Regions from separate parts of the Homo sapiens genome. Here region 2 is linked to region 1. Evidence: read pairs that join two places in POLR2A ChIA-PET (ENCODE). Cell type or tissue: Caco-2. All regions are shown on one strand. Links, peaks and the distances in the headings refer to the core of each region. The heading gives the core; the rest is flanking DNA.

Region 1 (5,380 bases), core at 202-5,201:
GCTTCTTCCCTGGAGGCTTTAGAGCCCATGCTCCACCTCTACCTATGCAAGATGTTCTTTTTACACCCCAGAAAGTAAAATAACAACAACATCAACACAAGTAAAAAACATCACCTTTCATCTCAACATTAACCAGGCAGCCCACTAGTTCAACTCAATTGGCATATGCTGTGGTCTCAACTGTGGCCTCCAACTCAAGGACAAAGCAAAGATGGGTAGGGCAGTCCCTGGCCCCAAGGAATGTATAACATAGTGGGGCAGGCAGATTGGATACAACCAACTATAAGGCAAGACTCCAGTAAGGAGTACAACAGAGGCACGAAAGTAGGGTAAAAGGAACCCTTTCTAGCTGGGAGAAATGAGGAGAGGTTCCGGGGAGGTAGCTGTGATCCTAAAGTCAGTCTCCTGGTCCTATCCTAACACATCAAGAACAACCTTCAAAGCATGATGTGTGAAACACATACTAATTTACGAGTCATGAACTTCCAAGGCCTTTTTCCTTGGGACCTCAAAATATTCACATCTCACAAGAGATGGTAGAGTTTATCATTAATCTCGTTTTACAGATAAGTTGAAATCCCTACCTAACAACAGTCACAAAAACAACTGAAAAGCAAATTCAGCTCCTATCTACCAAAGGTTTTCAATCACTTTACAACTATAGGTTCCTAACTGTTCCAAAAAACATGCTCTAATGGGGGAGCTACTTGAACGAAGAACAGGCAATTTGATGTATTACACAGAAAAACGCAAGTGAAAATACCGAACAGCTTTAACTGTATTTAAAACAATTTTCTAGGTACTCTTTGAACATCTTCTCTAAACACAGTAAGTAACGGGCAAGAACAAAACCGTGACACAAGATACACCAGATACTTAGCATAAGAATCACGTCCTCTGAATCTTTCTTGACACATCCACTTAATTCCAGCTAGGAAAAAAAACACGTATTTTCTCTCAGTATACCCACTACAACCTGCCTGGTTTTGACTCCTGGCTCTGCTGTCATGAGCATGTGGCTCTGAGTCATTTAATCTCTGTCCCTCCATAATCCTCCTCTGCATTAAAATAACAGTACTTACCTCATTGGTGGTTGGGAAGATCAAACAAAGTAATACACATAAACTGTTTGGAACACTGCCAGACACCTAGAGAGCATTCAATAGGCCGTCGTTGAGTGTGGTTGTGAGGATTACACAAGATAACGCAGGTAAGAGTATTTAGCACTTAGCAAGTGCTCAATAAATGATGGTTCTATCACCTGTCTGCATCCCTGAAGAACTTTGGCCTCTCTGAATTTTTTATTTCTGGAGCCCAGCAAAACGCCAAGCACAGCGGCAGTGCTTATTAAAAGTTCAATGAATGTGTGGCAGGTGGCAGTCCAGTCTGACAGGTGAAGCCCATCGGCAGTTCCTGGTCGGCCTTGCTCGCACCTGGCACTTAAGAAGGCGTGCAGACTGCAATGACTGGGCAGTTCCTCCACACACCATCGGATTTTGCGTGGGGCTACCATTTCAACCTTGGTTGAAAATAAAATGCAGGCCAAGGCAGGCAGGTAGAAGTGGAAGGGATGTGGAGGTGGCGACCCGGGGTTTGCAGGGCAAGAGGAGTTGAAGGGGCAGGCGTGGAAGACAAAGGGGCAGAACAGCGAGGGGAGAGACAAGCGGGCGGCCGGGGACGAAGCGGGGGACCCGGCGGGGCGGGGCGGGGCGGGGCGGGGCGAGGCCGGGGAACAAAGAGCTGCCTCGCGGGCCGCGGGGTCCTGGCGACCGGGAGGAGGGTCAGGGAGAAGGCAGACCGGGGAAGGAGGGCGCCCGGAAGGCGGGGCGGGGCGCAGCCAAGAGGGGGAGGGGCGGCGGGGTCCAGGGGGATGGTCGGGCGTGGATGGGGTGCGCCCAGGGAGGGGGAAGAGGTGGAGGTGTTGGGGTTCGCCCAGGGAGGGGGAGGAACGGCGGCATAGGGTGTGCCCAGGGAGGGGGAGGGGCGGCGGGGCGGGGTGTGCCCCAGAGGAGGGGGCGGGGCGGGGCGCGGCCCGGGGGCGGGGAGGTCCCTTCTGGCTACAGCGATTTTATGCACCTAATCAGGCTCCTGAGCTGAGGGCCTTCGCTGAGCCGCTCTCCGAGGCCCAGGAAAGCCCGCAGCCTCCAAGGGTGCAGCAGGAGGAATGTCCCCTCCCCTCCCCTCCCCTCCAGACCTCGCAGCATAGTGACAGTTGCAAGACGAGCAATAAGGAGACAGCCACCCTGACAGTAATGCCTGTGGCTCCCGGGGCTGAGCAGGTACCAGTACAGGGGCTCCCCAGAGGCTCTTGACTGCCCTCCTGTATCTTGTTCCTTTCCATCTGCACTGGGGATGGTGGCCTTGGGAAAACAAAAGCAGTTCCTGCACGGTCATCCGGAGCTTAAAATTGGGTGGTGGTATAATAAAAAGTTACCTCTATACCTCTAGTTTCACACCAAGTGAGATAAAGTTTAGAAGAAATCTGAACTACATCCAGAAAATAAATGTTCTTCTGGGTGAGGAAGAAAAAAATTATTTCCAGAAAAAAGTTTGGAAGTCTTGGTCTCAAAGACTGCTGTTATCAATATCAAAATATCAATTCATGGAAATGAAAATATAAACAAAAACTATCACCATTTCTTGAACAGCCACTGTGTGCTCCTGGTGTACATCCTCGCACCGTCTTCACAATCCATTCAAACATCTGATCAGTGTCTCAATCAGATAGGCATAGATAGCACTACACTGCCGGCTTTGTAAAAGGGTTGCAGGGAGGTCCCAGGCCTCATAGAACTTGCAGTCCACCTCAAAGTAGGTACAATTTGCAAAGGAGGGGATTTACAACAGGTACGTTGCCCATGAGTATGCCCAGGTCAGTATATCTTTCCATTATACCATAGTGGAAGATATATTTATTTATTCTTCCTAAATATAGTAGAATTTCAGTCTTAACATCTGTTTCTACTCCCTTGCTTAGGAAAGCAAAATGAAACCAAGCAGAGGTACCTATATACAAAATGAAAGAATTAAACCCAACAGGTAAATCCAACTAATGGAAAACTGACGAGAGAATTCTGGTACACCCAAAAGAGAAAGGTTGAGACTTGCTAGAAAATTCATTAAGTCAGAGACTGTGTTCCTCAAGAAACAGTTCTAATGCATACCATTAAGTTCCAGTGATTAAATGTTGTGTCACATTTAAGTAAAATAGGTGTCTTCTCCTTTTAAGACATTTTCAGCAGCTGGGTGCAGTGGCTCATGCCTGTAATCCCAGCACTTTGGGAAGACAAGGCAGGTGGGATGGTTTGAGCTTAGGAGTTTGAGATCATCTTGGGCAACATGGCAAAACCCCATGTCTGCAAAAAATACAAAAATTAGCCAGGCATGGTAGCACACGCCAGTAGTCCTAGCTACTTGGGAGCCTGAGGTGGGAGGATCGCTAGAGCCCAGGAGGTGGGGGTTACAGTGAGCCATAATTGCACCACTGCACTCCAGCCTTGGTGACAGAGTGAGACCCTGTCTCAAAAAAATAAAAATATTTTCACCTTTTCATGTGCATCTCCATTGTGTCCACCAGGATTACCTTTATATTAGAAGAGGTCAGTGCTTGTCCTACATTTCCAAAGTAGGCAGAATGACAAGAGCTATTATATAAGGACTATCCCCAACCTCTTCATTTACAAAAGGAAGGGAAACAGCGTCACAGGTCACTATGCTGATGGCTAGCAAGGCCTAGAATTAGAGCCCAAAACAATGATCTCCCCATTAGTATACAGGAAGTTTTACCCATTAGTCTAACAAATCCCTGGCTTATTCACATTTAATTCTCTAAAGAAGCTCTACAAAATATAAACAATTGGAACCTACATTTATGTATGTATGGGGGGGATCATCAGTAAAAACACTTCTAACTGTATGCCTCAAATTGTTTAACATGAGTTAAACAAAACTTTTTCATCCTTCTAACAAAACTCTTCAGGTCTACCCACCATGCTACACAGCATTTGAAAATGTTGACCGAAAAAGTAGTCTAGCAAGTACTCTCTTTATTCACATGTAAGAATTCATCTTAAAAATATGAAATCATACTTTGTATGAACAAAGATGATTCCTAAAAGGCATGACTTAGTATCTTGGCTCTGTAAATTTTTGGAGTTTTGTTTTGTTTTGTTTTGGGTTTTCCATGTAAATATATTCTGTATTTTCTCTAAAGTAAACCAGTGCTTTGACAGATTTTAGATTTTTCCCCTTAACTAAAGGCATTATTCAATTTCAATGTCCTTGGAGTGTTTTATCTGGGGATTAGACAACTGTACCAAAACACAGCTGTTCCAGTTTTTTCTCCTTTATTTTTCACATTAAAAAACTCCCACTATCAGCCAGTCCAATTAGTTACTCACTATCAAAAGCCGGCTTTGGTCTTTCATCTTCTGGAAAACTGGATCCAAGTGACAGGGTGTCATGGAAACTGTATCTTGGGTCATTTCCTGTTTCAATTGTTTAACCACAAAAAAAAGTTCGGCTCTATCAGATGGAAATTAATGAATACTTGCTGTTGCCTTTTGAAGAGCATGCAACTAAATAAAAAAAGTAATTATCCTTTTTGACCAAGTTTTTCCAGCAACCCCAGGGAATACAGGGAGATCAATGCACCCAAAATGGGAAAAGAAAAATACTTCGATGCAATGAAACAAAGCCTTTTTCCGTTCAGTTTCCATAATTCAGTGGTCAGTTTTAAGGCTGCCACTTGGGTTTGGGAAATGTAACTACAGGTTAAGTGGTTTTAATTGCAGTTAACTTTATTCATACTCTTCTACTTACCACAAATTTTCAACCTCTCCTCACCTACTTCACCTAAATTTTGACATTAATTAGACAGAGTTGGTATTTTCCTTTTTAACCTGAAATTCCCCCACCATAAGAGAATGTGCAATAGAAACAAAAATTATAATCTAAAAAGATTTTATGCTGTACCTATTATCTGAAAACAACACACATGCACACACACACACATAGATGCATGCACATACACATACACACACAGAGAGAGGGAAAAGTAGAGCTTAAAGCTTACAAGCAATACCAAGCAGGCACATGTGTTTTTTAGGAATGAAGTCGTGGCTGGAATTCAGTAATAATGAGCCCCTCAGTGATCTAATGTACACCAGTGTACATTATGGATGGAAACAGAGTGCCAGACAGGACAATGGGGAACTCAACCAGTGTTTAATATGTTCAGCTCTGTCTAAATAACTGTTGGCAAAAAATGTGGAAGCAATACAACAAATCAATTTTAGGGCTCAGGAGGATTTGCTCAAATAAGACAGCTATGAAGTGTACATTACAGGATAAGTTCACAGCTCCATTGTGGGAAAGGCAT
Region 2 (5,380 bases), core at 78-5,077, 1.7 Mb after region 1:
AAAACAAAGTAAATATGTGTAACACTGACTTTTAATAATCATCACACATTTGGTTAATTGAAACTTATAATAGCTAATATACCTTCTTAAAGGCAGGATCCGCATCTTAAACATCTGTGCCCCTCCCAGCTCTATGCACAGTACTTTGTGCAGAGTAACTGGCTCTCAATGAGTGTTTGTGGAAGTTCACAGTGATGACTAGGCTGGGTGCAGTAGCTCATGCCTGTAACCTCAGTACTTTGGGAGTCCAAGGCGGGTGGATCACTTGAGATCAGGAGTTCAAGACCAGCCTGGACAACATGGTGAAACTCCGTCTCTACTAAAAATACAAGAAAAATTAGCCAGGCGTGGTGGCGTGCGCCTGTAGTCCCAGCTACTCGGGAGACTGAGGCAGGGGAATTGCTTGAACCCGGGAGGCAGAGGTTGCAGTGATCCAAGATTACACCACTGCACTCCAGCCTGGGCGACAGAGCATGACTCTGTCTCAAAAAAAAAAAAAATTCACAGTGATGACCGAGGCCCCGAAACTGCCTTTTCATGAATACTGCGTAGTTTTAATGTAAGCTGTTTCTAACTCTTGTGCTTTATTTTTTTAATTAGTAATTCAGGTTGTATAATAAAATAACTATTAAAACCAGAATAATCAGAATGTCACATTCAATAATCATGAAAGCAACAATTTACATACACACACACACACACACACTGCTTAGTATATGTGTGTGCGTACTTGTGTATACGTGTGTGTGTGTGTGTACTTATATATAAAAAACACATTTATAATATATAGGTAACATTTATCTTAAGAGTCAAGCCCTTTCTAAAATGTCATCGTATTCCAGGCATATACTTTGAAAGTATACCAACCATTCTAATAGCATTGATTGTGAGGCAGCTCCAGATTTTTGTTAGGACACTTTTACTTCTTAACTTCTATCAAGTGTATTTCTTATCCATCTCCTTCCTGGACCAGGAAAAGATGAAGATTCTATTAAATAAATGTATACCATGAATGATTCATTGGGAATGTTATGTTAAGCGACATTGAACTCAGCCTGGATGGAATGAATACCTTGTAGACTTCTAAAGGCTAAAAAATTATTTTAAAGAACCCGGGAGGCGGAGCTTGCAGTGAGCCGAGATCGCGCCACTGCACTCCAGCCTGGGTGACAGAGTGAGACTCCATCTCAAACAAAAAAAATTAGAAAAAAGAAAACTTGGTGAAAACCTTTCCTCTTTTCCAAGTAATCTTATTTCTATCCCCTCTCTTATATCTTCAACCTCTTTCTCTCTCTCTCAACTATGCTCCCTTTACTTCAACAAACAAATGTGCACAGAATCACCATAATTGTGAAAGCACCTTCAGTGGACTCAGCTTTCCTGCTAAATGCAGTCACTCCCAATGCCCAGGCTAGAGTGCAGTGGTACGATCACAGCTCACTGCAGCCTCGACTTTCCAGGCTCAGGTGATTCTCCCACCTCAGCCTCCTGAGTAGCTGGGACTACAGGTACATGCCACCAAATCCGGCTAACTTTTTGAATTTTTTTGTAGAGATGGGGTTTCCCCACATTGGCCAGGCTGGTCTCAAACTGCTGGGCTCAAGAGATCCTCCCACCTCAGCCTCCCAAAGTGCTGGGATTACAGGCGTGAGCCACTGCACTCGGTCTGGTCTATTCTATCTTCTCTTTTTCCTTTCATAACCACACTTCATCAAGTGCTACAAAGTAAACCTTAGCCTTGACATGCAGCATGGGATCTCTTCACAGCAGCTAGTATTTACTGAACACCCACACCTATGCTGGAAATATAGACAGAATTCAGTAAGGAGCTTATGGTCCCTCAATACAATGTGATAAATGTTATGCTAAAAGTAAGGACAAGACTTTAAGAGAATGAAGAAGGTCAGTTACTCTCAAATTGAGTGAGGACCCTAGAGGAGGAAGTTCCCAAGATGATTTAAATGACAAAAATAAGAATTAACTAGCTGTAGAAGAGGGAGGTTCAGCCAGTTTAAGACAACCTGTAAATTCATTATAGCTGGAACAAGAGAGTGGGGTGAATAGTATGATATAAGGCTGGAAAGACAAACTGGAGCTATTTCACAAAAAGACTTTGTAGACCAGGCGTGGTGGCTCACGCCCGTAATCCCAGCACTTTGGGAGGCCAAGGTGGGTGGATCACCTGAGGTCAGGAGTTCGAGACCAGCCTGGCCAACATGGTGAAACCCCATCTCTGCTAAAAATACAAAAATTAGCCAGGTGTGCTGGTGGGCGCTTGGTAATCCCAGCTACTCAGGAGGCTGAGGCAGGAGAATTGCTTGAACCTGGGAGGAGGAGGCTGCAGTAAGCCAAGATTGCACCACTGCACTCCAGCCTGGGTGACAGAGGGAGACTCCGTCTCAAAAAAAAAAAAAAAAAAAAAAAAAAAAAAGACTGTATACTATGATACTAAGACTGTATACTTTAACCTAAATATAAAGAGAACCATTTAGGAGTGACATAACTAGATTGCATTTTAGTCTACTATTTGCTGTATGAAGAATGGATTGGGCTGGCAAGACCAATTAGGAGATTGTTTTCATAATTCAGTTTTTTACAATGAGAGATCTGAAATAAAGTACTCTAGGGGCGGAAAGGTATTATATCTTTCCTCCCTGCCATAAGAGTCATGGCCAACACTCCTGTAACAAAAGACAGGTTAACAAAAGAAAAGCATTACAAATTTATTTAATCAAAGTTTTATGTGACACGGGACCCTTCTGAAATGAAGACCCAAAAACCCAGGGAAAACTGCCCCTTTTTATGCTTAGATTTGATGAAGAGTGGACAGCCATGGAGAAATGCAATTAGACAAAAAGGAAATTATCTAATAGTAATTGAGTGGGGAAACCCAGTAGAGCCTGACTGTTCAGATTCTTCCTGCCCTCTTTGTGTGACATTCTTCCCTCCTGGGTACAGGTCAGGACTCCTTCTGGAATGTGGGTCTTATGATTTACTTTCAGTCGAGGTAGGTCAGAGAATTCCTTTCAGGCCAGCTCTTACACTGAAAGGTGGGGGAAGGTTAGAGTAGTATTTCTAGATTTTATGGCAGACTTTGGGGGAAAGGCGTTCTAGTTCCTATGACCTGCCTTGGGGAAGAGGAATTCTAGGTTCTATGGCCTCCCTTGGGGAGAAAGGCAAACCGGAGAAAGAAGAGCAGGAGAAGGTCAGAAAGAGATTTTGCATCTGAGCCTTTCCAGTGTTCTTCAAAGCACTCAGCATGCCAAAGTGTCATCGTTTGGGGTGTTATCTTCCAAGCCCCAACAGTAGAGATAAGAGAAGAGTGAAATATTGGCCAGAAATATTAAGATAATAGAGTCAAGAGAAAGTGTGAGTGAGAGAAGGAATCAAGGGAGACTCCCACATTTCTGGCTTTTCAATTTTCCACATGTTGAGTTAGGAATGCTTAAGAGTTGTCCATATAGCTACGCCCAACAGACAGTTAGATACAGAGCTCAAGGGGAAGATTTGAGCTGAATATATAGCTTCTCAAGTCATCCACTTTACAGGACAACTGAAACCATGAGCATAGGTAAGATTATAAGCCATGTGGATGGGGATATGAACTAGTAACCAGGAAGTCAATAGGTGATAGCACAGATAGAGTGGAGAATGACATATGCAAATGTCATGGAATCCTTCAAAGGAATGGGATTTTAACATAAGAGCAGAGGAGTACTGGTTCAGGTGTAGCATTGGAGAATGAAAAGAGAGCTGAACTCAACCACTGACCCAGTATTCTGAATGAATGAGACCAAAAAACACAAAAAGCATAAATTCAAGGTTGCAGGGGAACAAAATCTTCAGGGGAAAGTCAGCATTCATTAAGACCAGGAGGCAAAGCCAGAATTCTGAGGAAAATGAGGATGGAGCAAATTAGAACATCAAATAAGGAATGGAGAGATTCAAACGGAAAAAAATATCAGGAGACTGGACCGTGGTAAAGGCACAGGTGACAACACAAAAAGAAAGAGATGACCAAGAGGACATAATATGAAGTATTATTCACCAGTCAAGGCTTCAAAACAGAAATCCTATATAAATCTGAGGTTCACCCTAGCCTGATGAATGGTACAGCATGGATAAACTTTGAGCATTTTGTTAAGTGAAATAAGCCAGCTATGAAAAGACAAATACTGCCTGATTCCACCTGTATGAGGTACCTAGCATAGTAAAATTTACAGAGACAGAAAGTAGAATGGTGGTTGTCAGGGGCTGGAGGGAGTGAAGAATGAGGAGTCAGTGTTTAATGGGTACAGAGTTTCCAATTTGTATGATGAAAAGAGTTCTAGAAATGGATGGTGGTGATGGCTGCATATGAATGTACTTAAATGCTACTGAACTATACACTTAAAAATGATTACAAAATTGGGAGGCCGAGGTGGGTGGATCACAAGGTCAGGAGTTCGAAACCAGCCTGGCCAATATGGTGAAACCTCATTTCTACTAAAAATACAAAAATTAGCCAGGCGTGGTGGCAGGCACCTGTAGTCCCAGCTACTTGGGAGGCTGAGGCAGGATAATCACTTGAACCCAGGAGGCAGAGGTTGCAGTGAGCCAAAATCATGCCACTGCACTCTGGCCTGGGCGACAGAGCGAAACTCCGTCTCAAACAACAAAAAAAATGATTACAACAGTAAACTTGATGTTATGTGTATTTTACTACACATACACACACACAAATCAGCCTGGTGCAGTAGATCACACCTACAATTCCAGCACTTTGGGAGGCCAAAGTGGGAGGATCACTTGAGGCCAGGACTTCAAGACCAGCCTGGGCAACAGAATGAGACCTCATCTCTATAAAAAATTTTAAAATTAGCTGGGCATAGTAGTACATGCCTATATTCCCAGCTACTTGGGAGGCTGAGGCAGGAGGATCACTTGAGTCCAGGAGTTCGAGGCTGCAGTGAGCTATGATCATACCACTGCACTGAAGCCTGGGTGACAAAGCAAGAGCTTGTCTCTAAAATAATAAAAAACAAACAAAAAATTGGAAGGAAAAAAAAGCAGTGCATGCCAAAACCATGCGATGACAGAAGAATGTTCTCTCCAACAAATGGTGATGGGACAAATGAAGTTGGACTCCTACCTCATACAATATACAAAAATTGAATTAAAATAGATCAAATACATAAATATGAGTTAAAATGATAGAACTTTTAGAAGAAAACATACAAGTAAATCTTCATGGCCTCAATTTGGTAATGGCTTCTTAGATATGATACCAAAATAACCAAGAAAGAAAAAATACATAGGCCAGGCATGGTGGCTCATATCTGTAATCCTCACAGTCTGGGAGGCCAAGGTGGGAAGACTGCTTGAGCCCAGGAGTTTGAGA

Evidence for each region. Peaks named below come from ENCODE experiments on the same cell type or tissue, not always from the same donor. Only the 100,000 strongest peaks of a DNase experiment are listed, where the experiment ranks them.
Region 2: POLR2A ChIA-PET joins it to region 1 with 5 read pairs; 1 of 35 experiments calls an interaction of 5 or more read pairs at or near these places.

The regions. Positions count from the first base shown.
Region 1 is chr1:64,502,190-64,507,569 of GRCh38, reverse strand. The region is part of intron 1 of CACHD1 (cache domain containing 1); the gene reads right to left. Among named protein-coding and RNA genes, the nearest start is that of CACHD1, 35 kb to the right of the region's middle. RefSeq lists an enhancer at 2,311-2,810. In Caco-2, for the core only: no CTCF peak of the experiment used is centred there; a DNase peak (open chromatin) is centred at 2,079; H3K4me3 peaks cover 1,102 bases.
Region 2 is chr1:62,776,010-62,781,389 of GRCh38, reverse strand. No RefSeq gene overlaps it. Among named protein-coding and RNA genes, the nearest start is that of ATG4C, 5.4 kb to the left of the region's middle. In Caco-2, for the core only: no CTCF peak of the experiment used is centred there; a DNase peak (open chromatin) is centred at 2,959.